2 separate regions of the Homo sapiens genome follow, and region 1 is linked to region 2. A link is a contact called in ENCODE Hi-C or POLR2A ChIA-PET data. All regions are on one chromosome and are shown on one strand. The core of a region is the stretch at or near the end of the contact, and the rest is flanking DNA. Distances in the headings are between cores, read along the strand shown. Region 1 overlaps SPMIP5 (sperm microtubule inner protein 5). Region 2 has its middle 34 kb from the start of PNLIPRP1.

The links. Hi-C counts contacts between places; a loop is a spot of excess contacts on that map. ChIA-PET counts read pairs that join two places held with the same protein, here RNA polymerase II (POLR2A).
Region 1: a loop to region 2 is called in a map of transverse colon, with 16 times the contacts of the local background. The contact joins two enhancer-like sites. A Hi-C loop is called at or near these places in 1 of 168 maps with a recorded cell type or tissue (transverse colon). POLR2A ChIA-PET finds 5 or more read pairs at or near these places in 3 of 52 experiments (OCI-LY7, WTC11 and activated B cell).

What each region holds. Positions count from the first base shown.
Region 1 is chr10:116,663,033-116,669,753 of GRCh38, reverse strand. It overlaps SPMIP5 (sperm microtubule inner protein 5), which reads left to right. Exons shown (of 6, transcript NM_001350931.2): 2 at 1,431-1,496; 3 at 3,928-4,146; 4 at 4,807-4,993; 5 at 5,483-5,580; 6 at 5,703-6,058. The coding sequence starts at 1,442. The coding sequence ends at 5,848. Among named protein-coding and RNA genes, the nearest start is that of SPMIP5, 3.6 kb to the left of the region's middle. Within about 2 kb of position 4,078, at least 7 of the 41 ENCODE cell types and tissues checked have a DNase peak (open chromatin) inside an H3K27ac peak, as active enhancers do.
Region 2 is chr10:116,621,782-116,628,946 of GRCh38, reverse strand. It overlaps the pseudogene PNLIPRP2. Among named protein-coding and RNA genes, the nearest start is that of PNLIPRP1, 34 kb to the right of the region's middle. Within about 2 kb of position 1,951, at least 2 of the 41 ENCODE cell types and tissues checked have a DNase peak (open chromatin) inside an H3K27ac peak, as active enhancers do.

The DNA of each region.
Region 1 (6,721 bases), core at 2,829-5,328, 39 kb before region 2:
GAGTTTAGAGGTCATCTGTTCGCACCCCCTTTCACTCTGGAACCCTGAAACCAGTTACCTAACCTCTCTGTGCCTTATTTTTCACATTTATAAAATGGGGGTTCCAACAGGAACTCATTCTTAGGGAAGCTGTGGGGATTAAAGGAGAATGCGGTTCTGCTGCAACCACATGGGGATAGCCAGTGTTCCCTGTCTGTTGCCTTTTTAAATTGGGGAATGGGTATAATATAGCATTTATATCATGGGGCTGTTGAGAGGATTAAACAAGCGTGGAAAGCTTTCAGAAAAGTAAGCAGGTGGTCAGTATGGGTGGGACATGGTCTCACAGCCAGGTCTGTCTGACTCCAGGCCCAGTGCTTCCTCCCAGGAGTCAGGTACGTGATGCCAGGGGTTAGAGTGGCCTAGACGCGGCACAGTCCTCACTGCTGTCAGCCTGGCGGGGGCTGAACTGTCTTAACAATCCCCATCATTGCTGACTAAGCCATGACTGTGGCCCTCTCCTCCACCCTGAATCCTCTTCTTCCAGCCTCAAAGGCATTTCTTTAAAGAGATGAACTGGCTCAGCAGGGCAGGACTTGGCAAGGCCTCAGCCCACTTGGGGGGAATGACCAGCGATACCCAAAGAGGGAAGGTGTCTTATTGCAGAAACAGCATCCACATAAACTGATGTTTCAGTGGAGCCCCCTGAAGCAGAGGGTGGCCTCTGCTTACCCTCCTTGGACTCCATGTCTGCCTTTTGGGACTTCCTGATTCCTTCAAGCCAGAATTTCTTCTCCCTTGTTTGTGTGTGTGTGTGTGTGTGTGTGTGTGTGTGTGTGTGCATGTGTGTGCCGGCGGGTGGGGGGAGGCTTCTGAGCATTGCAGGATGTTCAGTAGCATCCCATCCCCCACTTCTGACAGCCAAATATGCCTCTGGACATTGCCAGATGTTCCAGGGGTAATGGTGGGGGCTGGCAAAAATCACCACTGCAACCTGATTTCACCTGGATCAAGAAGGAGGTCTGGGGGTGTGCGGGCCTCATCTCTCTCCTCACCTGAGGCTCATGAACCTAACACAGGGGCTTCTGGGCTTGCTCAGAAGCTTTGCATTCCCAGCCTCTATCATGTTTCACAGCCATAGTATGAGTACAGTTCACAATTGTTGGATGGCTGGAGGTCGGATGGAGGGGAGAGGAGACCCTGGTAGGTGTGATCTACACACTGTTATCCAAGTTAACATAAAAGGTGATGGGCCCTTGGTAATAGGTCATTGGTTTGTGACTGAAGCCAGCTGTGTCTCTGGCTTTGGGTAAGGTGGTAGTGCTGCCTCTCAGCCCCAACTCCTGGCAGTCATTCTTCCACTCCCAAGAGCTTGTGCACACTCAATAGTAATTCCTTAAGGCAGTGACTTTTGATGAGACCGTTTCATTCCCTCTTCCCTCCACTAACAGAGAGCGAAATCATGGAGCCTTCCAAGACCTTCATGAGAAACCTGCCAATCACACCAGGCTATAGCGGTAAGTGTGGACGTACCCTGCAGCTGTGCCTGGCAGGGGAACCCGGGTCCTGGTCACTGTCCCTGCCTTGACCCACTGTCTGTGTCTGTGCAGCCAACTGGACCAGTCTAGGCGCTCTAGCTTCTCAGACATGCATTGAGAGCATTCCATCGCTGAAGATGGCTGATGGCCGGGTTCTGAGGGGCAGAACTTAGACCACACGTCCCAGAACATGGCCTGGTATGCAGAGGAAGCACTTAATGCCTGTTGAATGAATTTGGACCAGGATAGACACAATGTGATGAGGATAGACACAATGTGATGAGGATAGACACATGAATAAGTAGAGGCCCTGTTCTCCCCAAGTTGGTTTTCTCAAGTCCTCCACAAAGGTTATTCTTGTGCTCCCATCCTTTCCTGCATCCCCTAAAGGAAGGCTGGCCAACTGCCCTGGTCTACCTGGGACTGCCTTTGTCCTGGGACTGCCTGGGACTTTCCTTAACACTGAAAATCTTGCATTTGGGAAACTCCTCAGTCCTTGGCAAACCAGGACGATTGGTTGCCCTACCTAGAGGCTATTCCTCCTCAGGCTTCTGGGCTACTGAGAACTTACTAAGTCATATCCCTGTGGGTGACAAACCCAGTGGTCCCCACAGACCCTTGGCTCTCCCATACAGCCGTTCTCAGGAGGAATAGTACTTGGGTGATATTCCAGGGTTGCCCAACCTCACTCTGGTCCTAATGGCTGGTTGAGAATAGGCTTTGGGTTCTGACAAGCTGAGGTTCGAATCTCTGTTTGGTCACTGTCGATGAGACTGTAAGTAACTTGCCTCTCTGTGGTAAGTACAACATTCTATAAAATGGATGTATTTGTTTTCTAGGACCACTGCAACAAATTACCACAAACTATGTGGTTTAAAGTGATGGAAATGCATTCCCTCACAGTTCTGAGGCCAGACGTCTGAAATCGAGGTGCCCGCAGGGCCATGCTCTTTCTGAAGGCGCTAGGGAAGGATCCCACCTTTGCTTCTTCCAGCTTCTGGTGGCCCCAGTGTTCTTGGCTTGTGGCAGCATCTCTCCAGTCACTCTCTTCATCCTCACACGGCATTTCCCCCTTTGTCTCTGTGTCACAAGTCTCTCTCTTCTTTCCTCTATAAGGACATCAGTCATCAGATTTAGGACCCACCCTAAATCCGGGATGATCTCATTTTTAGGCCCTTAACTTAATTACATCTGAGAAGTCCCTATTTGTAGATAAATGCACATTCACAGGTACCAGGGGTTAGGACTTGCATATATCTATTTGGAGGATACAGTTCAACCCACTACATGGGATACCATAAGATTGTTGTGAGGATTAAAGGAGCCAGCATACATAACCTATTTTAAATGTCTTGGTCCTTAGCGAGACTCGATAAAGGTAGTTCGTATGCTTATGTCTGTGCATATATGCACTAATATAAAACCTAGGCAGACCAAAGTCGGCCCTGATGGCAGGGAAACCACTGTGGCAAAGCCCCTAGGGTCTTCATAATGTTAGGATATCTTTTAATCATCCAAGGGTTGGGGAGTCTGGGCGATGCATGGAAGGCTTCCAACACTGTCAAGATTAGTTTAGTAATTAGGTTCTTCCAGAGGGGGTTATTGTAGGGCTCTGGGGGTGAGGATTGCTACTTTCAACTCTGAAGCCAGGTTTTGTTTTCCTGGAGACCATGGCAAAAATGTTGGGTTTCCATAAGGAGAGAGATTTATTTATTTATTTTGCAGTTTGAAACTAAGTTCTTAACCAGTTTTCCTCATTTGTTCTTCAAAAAAAAAAAAAATGGTTTTATTGTGACAATATTATAGTACTTAGGATTCAGCCTCCAGTTTAAGTAAATAGTTGTGTTTTACCCATACTAATTGTAATGATTATATGTTACTTGGTGGGAAATGGTGAAAAATTGTGCTAGGGGTGGGTCTTGCAGATAATGAATTTACCTTTTTGTGTAACAGGGCTCTACTTTTAATAAGCCTGCAATTTCCTGATGGTCCGGCAAGAAAGATCCCAAATTGCATTTGGGAAGTGTCGAGGAAAATAAGCTTTCTCTTTAAAAAGATGAATAATTTCAATTACTCCTTAGACTATCATTTTGGCCCATTAAATGCTTTCCCCATTTTCCGTCAGGCTGACATCAGGGGCTTTGCTATTCAAAGAGTATTACTGTCATCGCCTTTGTTGAAATGGGCCTTCCCTCCCCAGCTCCAAGGTCATTTTTTGTGGCCTTGGGAGGGCCCAGCCGCAGTGGAAACAACAGCACTGCTTGTATTAATGGCCTTTGGAAAAACGTAGTGCTGTTGGCTGAGGAAGAAATGCCAAAGGGTGGGCTGAAATGCTGGGGAGTTTAGGCGGGCTCTGAATTCCTTGCTGGCCAGTCTTGCTGAAGGCTGTGATTCCATTCGGCTCTTGCAGGCTTTGTGCCATTCCTCAGCTGCCAAGGAATGTCCAAGGAGGATGACATGAACCACTGTGTGAAAACCTTCCAGGAGAAAACACAGCGCTATAAAGAACAGCTGCGGGAATTGTGCTGCGCAGTGGCCACTGCCCCGAAACTGAAACCTGTCAACTCCGAGGAGACGGTCCTGCAGGCCCTGCACCAGTACAATCTGCAGTACCACCCCCTGATCCTGGGTAGCAGCGCCCTGAAACCATTTCCCCTCACCCCTGGTCACCCCTGCAGATTCTCATAGGCCAGCTGAGCTGCCCCATAGCACCCAGAATCCCGCACCGTTCCAAATCCCAGGGGTCAGCACCAAATGCAAAGGCTCCATTTCTTAAAATGAGAAAGACACATTTCTTTTTCTTTCTTTCTTTTTCTTTTTTTTTTTTTTTTTGAGACGGAGTCTCACTCTGTTGCCTAGGCTGGAGTGCAGTGGTGTGATCTCGGCTCACTGCAACCTCTGCCTCCTGGGTTCAAGCGATTCTCCTGCCTCAGCCTCAGCCTCAGCCAAGTAGCTGAGACTACAGGTGCATGCCACCATGCCTGGCTAATTTTTGTATTTTTAGTAGAGACGGGGTTTCACCATGTTGCCGAGGGTGGTCTCAAATTCCTGACCTCAGGTGATCTGCCTGCCTCAGCCTCCCAAAGTGCTGGGATTACAGGCATGAGCCACAGAGGCTGGCCAGAAAGAAACATTTCTAGGGGAGGGGGCACAGTCCTGGTTAGGGAAGAGGGTGCTGGTCTGAGAACTAGGAGACCCTAGGCAAGTCACAAGTTTTCAGGCCTCAGCTTCTGGGTCAGTGGAAAACATTTTTTAGTTGCTTTCTCTGTGCCATGGTGTCTTTTTACAGAATGCAAATATGTAAAGAAACCTCTCCAGGAGCCCCCGATCCCTGGCTGGGCAGGCTACCTGCCGAGAGCCAAGGTCACTGAATTTGGCTGTGGCACGAGATACACTGTCATGGCCAAAAACTGCTACAAGGACTTCCTGGAGATCACGGAGAGGGCCAAGAAGGCACATCTGAAACCATATGAAGAGTGAGTCTGGCTTGGGTCCGTACCCCAGGCACAAGGTCAAAGGGAGAAGTGCAAACCCAGGATGGGGGTTTACCAGATGTCCCCATCCCAGCACTAGGACTATTTGTGTGTGATTTGTCTTAGAGAAGGTGCCTCATTTGTAGTTTCAGGGCTTCCCCAGTAGGCAGGTGCCCTCTGCTCCCAACCTGTGCTCAGCATTCCCCAGCAGCTCTACCTGTGGTCTTTGCTGGTTTGCAGGGAGGGGATGGGAGTAAAAACCAGCAGGGCTACCATCCTGGCAGTGGCTTAAGGCCCAAGGGTGCTGAGTGGCCTCAGCTTTCTCTTCTGCGAAATGAGGAGGGTGATCTTTACCTTTAGAATAAATTGTAAAGAAATAACATACCATGTTCATATATTTACTCATATTTATGTATTGTATTTTATTCTATTTATTATTATTCTATTCTTAATAAAAGGTCCATAACTTTGTGACTTCTATTCTTGTTTTAGAATATATGGAGTTAGCTCCACAAAAACTTCTGCTCCGTCTCCAAAAGTTTTGCAGCATGAAGAGCTGCTGCCAAAATATCCCGATTTTTCTATTCCAGGTGAGGAGAAATGTCTCTTTCCTTCCTACTACCGTTTTAAAAAGGGGATGAAATGTTTGCAGTGGCCTTTCTGCTTAGCTGGGCCAGCTCCCTGCAACTCACACGGACGGTTCCTCTCCTAGATGGAAGCTGCCCTGCCCTTGGAAGGCCCCTGAGAGAGGACCCCAAAACTCCGCTGACATGTGGCTGTGCTCAGAGGCCAAGTATACCATGCAGTGGGAAGATGTATCTAGAGCCACTGTCCTCCGCAAAGTATGCAGAAGGCTAGAAGCGCAGAGTCTCCCAAGGAGGTGAACTTTAAGTGGGGCTTCCAAAACCTGCCATTCTCATGTTGGAATCACGCCCAGTGAGCAATAAAGAAATTTAGTAACAAGAATTTTTTAACTGCCGCCTGCATCCTGAGTGGTTGACGGTTGCATGTCATTAATGATAAAGACCGTTTTTTGTCATGTGGGAATAAAGAGGCTGCTTCTCCGCATGCTAAAGTTTCTTGTGCGGGTTTTCTCCAGGTTATGTTGACCATGAGCTAGGGTTCCTAACCCCCGAGGTAACACTGCAGCCAGGCCAGGATCTTCACTGAAGACCTAGCCCAACCCTCTAACCAAACAGTCCCTGGGTCCTGGCATGTTCCTGACAGCGGCGCAGACACCACGCCCACCCCAGCCCTGGTTTTCCAGAATCCCAGTCCCCAGGAGGGTCCAGTTGGCAGATACCAGCTATATTGGTGTGATAGGGCTGCCTCCACAAAGTCCCACAAACTGGGTGGCTTAAGACAACAGAAATTTATTGTCTCACAGTTCTGGAGGCTGGAAGTCCAAAACTGGGGTGTTAGCAGGGCCAGCTCCCTCTGAAACCCGTGGGGAATCCTTACTCATCTATTCTTAGCTTGCTGTGTTTTGCAGCCACGTTGGCATTTCTTGCTACTAACTCCAGGCCCCCTGGGTGCCTCTCTGCCTTCACACGGCCATCTTCTTTTTTTTTTTTTTTTTTTTGAGACAGAATCTAGCTCTGTCACCCAGGCTGGAGTGCAGTGGCGTGATCTTGGCTTACTGCAAGCTCTGCTTCCTGGGTTCACGCCATTCTCCTGCCTCAGCCTCCCAAGTAGCTGGGACTACAGGCGCCCACCACCACGCCCGGCTGA
Region 2 (7,165 bases), core at 702-3,201:
CATTCAAACAATTACGTGGAACTGACGAATTTTTAAAACCATCTCACATTTTTTCTTTTACTTTGCCATACTCTGAAAATAATAGCTCTTAAGTCATGGATTTAATGTGCTAGTTAAATCTTTCTCCTTTTCTTTTCTTTCTTTCTTTTTTTTTTTTTTTTTTTTTTTTTTTGTTTTTTGAGGTGGAGTCTCGCTCTGTCGCCCAGGCTGGAGTGCAGTGGCACGGTCTCCGCTCACTGCAAGCTCCGCCTTCCGGGTTCATGCCATTCTCCTGCCTCAGCCTCTCGAGTAGCTGGGACTACAGGTGCCCCCCACCACACCCGGCTAATTTTTTGTATTTTTAGTAGAGACAGGGTTTCACCTTGTTAGCCAGGATGGTCTGGATCTCCTGACCTCGTGATCCACCCACCTCGGCCTCCCAAAGTGCTGGGATTACAGGCGTGAGCCACTGCGCCCGGCCTCACTTTTCTCCTTCCCTCCCCTCCCTCCCTCTCTCTCTCTCTCTCTCTTTCTTTCTTTCTTTCCTTGCCTCCTTTCCTTCTTTTCTTTCCTCCTTTCTCTTTTTTTTTTTTTGAGATACAGTCTCCCTTTATTACCCAGGGTGGAGTGCAGTGGAGCTATCACAGCTCCCTGCAGCCTGGAACACCTAGGCTCAAGCAGTCCTCCCACCTGGGCCTTTCGAGTAGCTGGGACTACAGGCAGAGCCATCACCCCTGGCCAACTTTAAAAATTTTTTATAGAGACAAGGTTTCACCATGTTGCCAAACTGGTCTTGAACTCCTGGCCTCAAGCGATTCTCTCGCCTCAGCCTACAAAAGTGCTGGGATTACAGGTGTGAGCCAGTGGCCCAGCCTTTGTTTTAAAAAATGAATGCATTTTTATTTTTAATTATCTATTTTCTAATACACATTATGGAAAATTATTTTTAAATTTAAGGCCGGTCATCACAAAAAATCGGGTCCCCAGGAGGACCATCAGGGGCGCCCTTCGCCGTCGGAAAGGCGCTGGCCGAGGCTTCCGAGGTGCGCACCCGGGGGCCTGGGACTCCGGCCCGGGGCCCCGCGACCCCTACCTGTGATCCTGCCCACGCGGCCCCCCAGCCTCCTGCCCGCCTCCGCGGCCGTGTGCGCGCCCAGGCTGTGGCCGATGACATGCACGTCCTCAAGGCTGTACCCTAGCTGCGTCTGCGGAGGGATAGCGTGTCAGGTCCCACAGCACCGCGTGGGGACCCGCTGGTCTGAGAGCGGGGCGCCGGGCCCTGCCAGGGATGGGGGCAGGACCCGGGCTCGAGCACGCCGCCTGGGGCAGGGCGACCCCGCTTCCTATTTGCAGCCTGCGAGTCCCGCAGGCCGGCTCGTGCGCGGGGCAACAGTGCTGACCAGCGGCCACCACGCCAACTGCAGGCCACCTGGGCGGGCGTGGCACACGGCCTGCCGCCCGGGACTGCCCCACCCCCAGCTCCCTTTCCTCGTCCCTGCCAGGGGTATGGCCTGTCTGGGCAAGCACGGGTAGAGTGGGCCCTATCTCTGGCTCCCCCCGCCCCCTCCCGATAGATCCTGCAGAAAGGTCCAGGGCCTTCCCTCGTGGGCTGGCGAAGGATGAAAACTCATCTTCTGCACTGGGAGCTGCGGGGCAGCCCAGCCTGCTCTCTGACCCTTGCAGAACAGCCTGCAAGGAAGGTCTATTTCAAAAGGGGAAACCAAGGCTTAGTTTGCCTCAGGCCCCACAGCTAGACAGTGATAGGGCAAGGTGTCTTCAGGACAGCAGGCAAAGAGGAAGGTTGCAGAGCTTCATCTTGGGAATTGCCCTTCTTGATTGCAATCTGGGCTACTAGCTGCCGGCCCCTACCCATGCCCACGGGTCCCCAGGCTGCCTCTCCATGCCACGTGGTACCTCCCTGCCCCTCTCTGACCCCTACCCACAGGACAGGGCCCAGGCAGGGTTTTACCGACAGTGCTTGTATTAAGAAAGCTGTCTCCGCCCCAACAACCCGAATGTTTTGCACGGCTTGGGTGTACATTGCCCGGGACCCGTGCCTCCAGTCCACACAGATGCAGTTCACCTTCTCCACTTCAAACATTTTCTGGGGAAGACAAACAAGGGAGAGAAATCAATTTATAAACAGCCCCCAGGTGCACACCCCAGAGATAGGCATTCACGTCTGTCAAACACCTAGCCCATGCCAGAGCTTTGATGTTCTTATACCTGCCATAACGTCACCCTCACTGCAGTGCTATGGACTGGACATGCTAGTACCCGCTTAACAGATATGGAAACTGAACCCTGGAATGGGTGAGTGACGTGTCTGAGGTCTCACACATCGTTAGGAACACAACCAGGTTAAAAAGACCACTTACTAAATCAGGTGTGAGCAGACTACTACTACTCAATAACATGTCAAATTCAGCTCCTCGTTTGCACCAGCCACATTTCAAGTGCTGAATAACTTATGTGGCCAGTGGCTTCTGATTTGGACAGTGCATATATAGAACACCTTCATCACTGCAGAACATTCTATTGGATAGCGGTGCTTTAGAGGGTAAAATTTAAGTGTTTTTAACATCACAAAGGGGTTTTACATAAGTCCTCAGGGATAAATGCCCAGCAGTTTGCTGCAGTCTCCACCTCGAGACTTTTTGACTGAACTCTGGGTGTCTTCAGCCTCATAGGAGATTGTTGGCTAGAAATTGGTAGGTAGAGAGAGCTTGGTAATGGATGCCCTTTGGAACTGGGCTTTCCTCGGTGGTTTTAAAAAGGACCCATCTCTCTCTGAAGTATTTCTTTTCCCAGTCTAAGGGAAACTGGGGGTACAGTGTTTGAATCTGTGTGTTGGGTGCTGGTCTCACCAGGGAGTGGCCAAGTGGTAGGGCCCTACCTTGCACATGTCCGATGGCCAGCTGTCCTCCGCCTTGTCTAAGAAGCCATGGATGATGAAGCGTGTCTTGCGGTCCAGTTGGAAGTTTGAAGCCTCAATGGTGTCTGGTTCCGTGCCAGTGATTAGCTGGTTTAATTTAAAAAGATTAATTTGAATGTTGCCCTTTCCAAGCCACGAGTCTATTAGAGCCAGTTTCAGAATTGATATCACAGCTTCAATGCCCACAAAGCTGGGTCAGACTAGAAGGAGCTCCTGACCTGGGGTTGTGGATAGATTTCAGAAAGTCCAAATTCACAGACTTTCTATTTTAGTTAATCCTTAATCCATATCTAGCATTTCAGTTAATCACAAAACTAGACAATAAACCACAGTGGTATTAGCAACACCTGTGACTCTGTCCCCGGTAGAAGTCACAGGTATTTTCAGGTCATAATGTAATTATTGCAGATATCTAAAAATATCATTTATACTCATTAATATTTTAAATTATAGTAGTTATTAGACCAACCCCTAGATCTTGTTATTTAATGATATATAAAAAGCACATATATGACTATATCACATATTTATATATTTAAATGTTTTGGTAATTATTTTTCAATATAATTCGTTTCTTTTGTAATCCAATATATTTTATTTCTGCATTTAAAAACATTGACCTGGCCGGGCACGGTGGCTCACGCCTGTAATACCAGCACTTTGGGAGGCTGAGGCAGGCGGATCACAAGGTCAGGAGATCGAAACCATCCTGGCTAACACGGTGAAACCCCGTCTCTACTAAAATTAGCTGGGTGTGGTGGTAGACACCTGTAGTCCCAGCTACTCAGGAGGCTGAGGCGGGAGAATGGCATGAACCCAGAAGGCAGAGCTTGCAGTGAGCCGAGATCGCGCCACTGCACTCCAGCCTGGGTGACAGAGCAAGACTCTGTCTCAAAAAAAACAAACAAACCAACAAAAAACAACAACAACAAAAAATTGACCTAAGAAGGGGCCTTTAGGCTTCTTCCAGGTGGCCAGAGAGGTTCCTGGCACAGAAAAGGTGAGGAACCCCTGGACCAGAAGCTTAAGTGTGGGAGCAAATTCAGTTCAGTGGAGCTGTGAGACTTTGGAATGCACTTCTAAATTGCCACAGGCTGCTCGACCCCCTTCTACCAACCCCTACAGATGAGACGCCAGAAGATGCCACCAACCTCTACAGATGAGATGCCAGAAGATGCCACCAACCCCTACAGATGAGACGCACCGTAACCATGTCCAAGCCGACTCTGGGCTGGGGGCACTAAGAAGGCTGGTCTGTCAGATAGAGTCCCACAGTGGGTGACCTCAGAAACCTATTGACAGCACCTGGCTCCCTAAACTCTGTCAGGGACCAGAGCTGTGAGCTGCTGGATTCTCAGCAATGTCTTTCTTGAAACTGTCTCCTGGTCACTTCTGACACTCTGGAGCAAGTCTGATCTGCTTCTGATGGGCAGACCTGCTGAAAACTGGAGGTTGCTCCAGAGGACCTCATCTTTTATCTATTGTGGCTACATGTCCCCTCTCCCCTACCTGTCTCCTAGCTCTTCAGGAAGAATTTACACCCACCCCCACCCCCAATGCCCAAGAGGCTTCTCCCCCTCCACTCTCCTGTGTAGAAACGAGGCAGACTTTCCGGTGGCTACACCAGGCCTGGGCTTCTCCATAAATGCTGCTCATAGTCCCTTCCTCCCAGGGAACAAGGCATTTACGCTGGGGTAGCCCCTGAAGTTCTCTGCACCAGTGTGTGTGAATGTGTAAGTTTCTGGGTTAGGCATCAGTAGATTTCATCAGATACTCAGGTGTTTATGATCCTGAGAGCTACGCCTTGGATTCTATGCCTTGGAGTTTCTGGAAAATTCCAGGGCAGTGACTTATGCCCTAGACAGCCATGCAAAGACTCCACTGTGGCGGCCCAAATACACCCACCATGCAGCGCTTACATGCCTGCTCTTACTTGGAAGTTGTTTGGATTTTCATTTGTGTACAGAAGAAAGCGGGTGTCAATGTCCTCGGGGGACCAGGGAAGTAATTTTACAGGTCGCTGAAGGGTTCCTGCCCATGGTTTTTCATCAGAAAAGCAGCCAAGTTGTCCGTAGCAGACCTCTTTTCCTAGGGTGAGCCACAAACAGGACATGTGTGAACTTCTGGAAAGAAGCAACGTCATATCCATACAGGAAAACTCTGCAGGACAGAGCCCAGGTTTGGCTAAGGCCAGTGCTGGTCTTTATCTTTGCCATCATTTTCCAAACCTCTGGGATGATAAGAATCACCTGGGGGCTGCGGCGTCGCGGGGTGGGAAGGGCGGGTGGGGGCAGGCGGCAGTATGGGGAACAGGTGTATTGTACATACACATTCATAGGTCCCTCCCTCAGAGATTCTGGTTCAGAGGGTCTGGGGTGGGGTCCTAGAAACACATATTCAGTAAGTGCCCCTTACCATTAGGCAAATTGGGGAATTGCTGATGCATAGGTTGGTGCAAAATAATTGCGGTTTTTGCCATTACTTTCAATGGTAAAAACCACAGTTACTTTTGCACCAACCTAATACAAACTGCTGCCTTAAAACCACCTCTTTCAGGAAACTTGCAGCTGACTCTTTACATGTAAGCATCAAATAGTGAGTATTTATCGAGTGCCTACAAACTCTGTAGCACAGAGTTGCTACTTTGTCTTGACATCTCTATTACACACAGCATAGGCCGTGCCCACACCAATTCACATGTCTTCATGTCATCCTTTTATGCACATTTTTTTGAAAGGGTGATTCTCTGCCGTTTCATATTTTCTCTTTTGCTCTTTGAAAAAGTAAGTTTCTTAAGAACAGGAATGACTTGTGTATCACACTACGTGTAGTAGAGACTCAATACATGTAATCCATGATCCAAGTAACCACATCTAAGTCTGAGAGTACTTTCTGTGTCCATGACATAAACATGATCACAGGATATGGTCACTACGGGTGACATAATTCCAACCCAAAGGATTATAATGGGTCCTTTCTCTTATGCTTCCTCAACTCCTGTACTGATGATGCCAAATATTGGTGAATCATTAAAAAAATGCATAATAGTTTATATTTGTTTACTATGTGCCAGATACCATGTTAGTACTTTACTGGTATAGTATCATTTAAGCCTGAAAACACAAATATGGAATTAGTATTATCTCCATTTTACTGCTGAGGAAACCAAGGCACAGAGAGACAAGGTAAGCTACCTGAGGTCACAGCTAGTGGTGGAGGCAGGATTTGAACCCAAGAAGTTTAACTGGGAATAAAGCTAGAACTTGAGGGGACACAAAGATAAATGAGATATGAACCCTGTCCTGAAAGGGAGGAGCTCTAATAGGGAAGCAATACTGATGGCGTTGAATTCATTCCAGGAAGAGGGTGCACCCTTGGAGGTGGACTCTAGGAGGCTTAAGCAATGTTTGCCCCAGGGGAAAGGTAGCTGGTTAAATGAAGGGGCTCGAATGCAAGACACCTGGGCTCTCTTAAGTGGAGAGCAGGAAAGTGTTGGAAGGTGTGAGTTGGTGAGGTTGAGGGGAGGTGGTGGTGGCAGTGGCAATGCTGTGCTTCCACAGGCAGTCCTGTGTTTTTGGGACTCGAGTACAGGGGGCTGAAAAGCAGAAAAGCCTGAGAAGGCTGGGGGCAGGGAAGTGAGAGTGAGGCTTGAGGCTTGAGGCTTGGCCCTGATAGGGCTTCTTGCAACTCGGGAAGACCAGGAAGCTGGGCAAGAAGGAAGGCCCTAGGAGGAGAGAGATGAGGAGAGAGCCTGGCGTGAGCCTTGGGGAATGTCCACATTTGGGGCAGGAGGAGGCTGCAGGTCAGCAAAGGAGATGAAGAGGGGTTGTATGGCCGGAGGAGCAGTCGCACCCACCCCGGTCTCTGCCGTCAGGAGCCTGGCCTTAATTCATGGCCAGGATGGAAGGAGAGGCCAAGAGTGGGCTGGCGGGGTTGAGAAGACAAGGGGGAAGAGTCACAAGGCAGAAGAAAGCCCCCACAGGGACCCAAGGAGACCATGTCTCCTACAGCAGGACTTGGGGGACCAAATTGGGCAGTGAGGTATTCTGGCAGGAGAGGAGGTGAGGCAGCCCCCACGGAGAGGGAAAGACTCCCGGAGGAAGCACGCCTGTGAAGGCGTAGGCAGATGGGAAGTCAGCAGGCTGGGGCTCAGGGGGCTCCAAAAGAAACGGAGGTGATTTGTGTTTTAGGATAAGTAGAACTTGAATATCTGTATCTCCTCTGGACAGAACCAGGTCGGGGGAACAAACT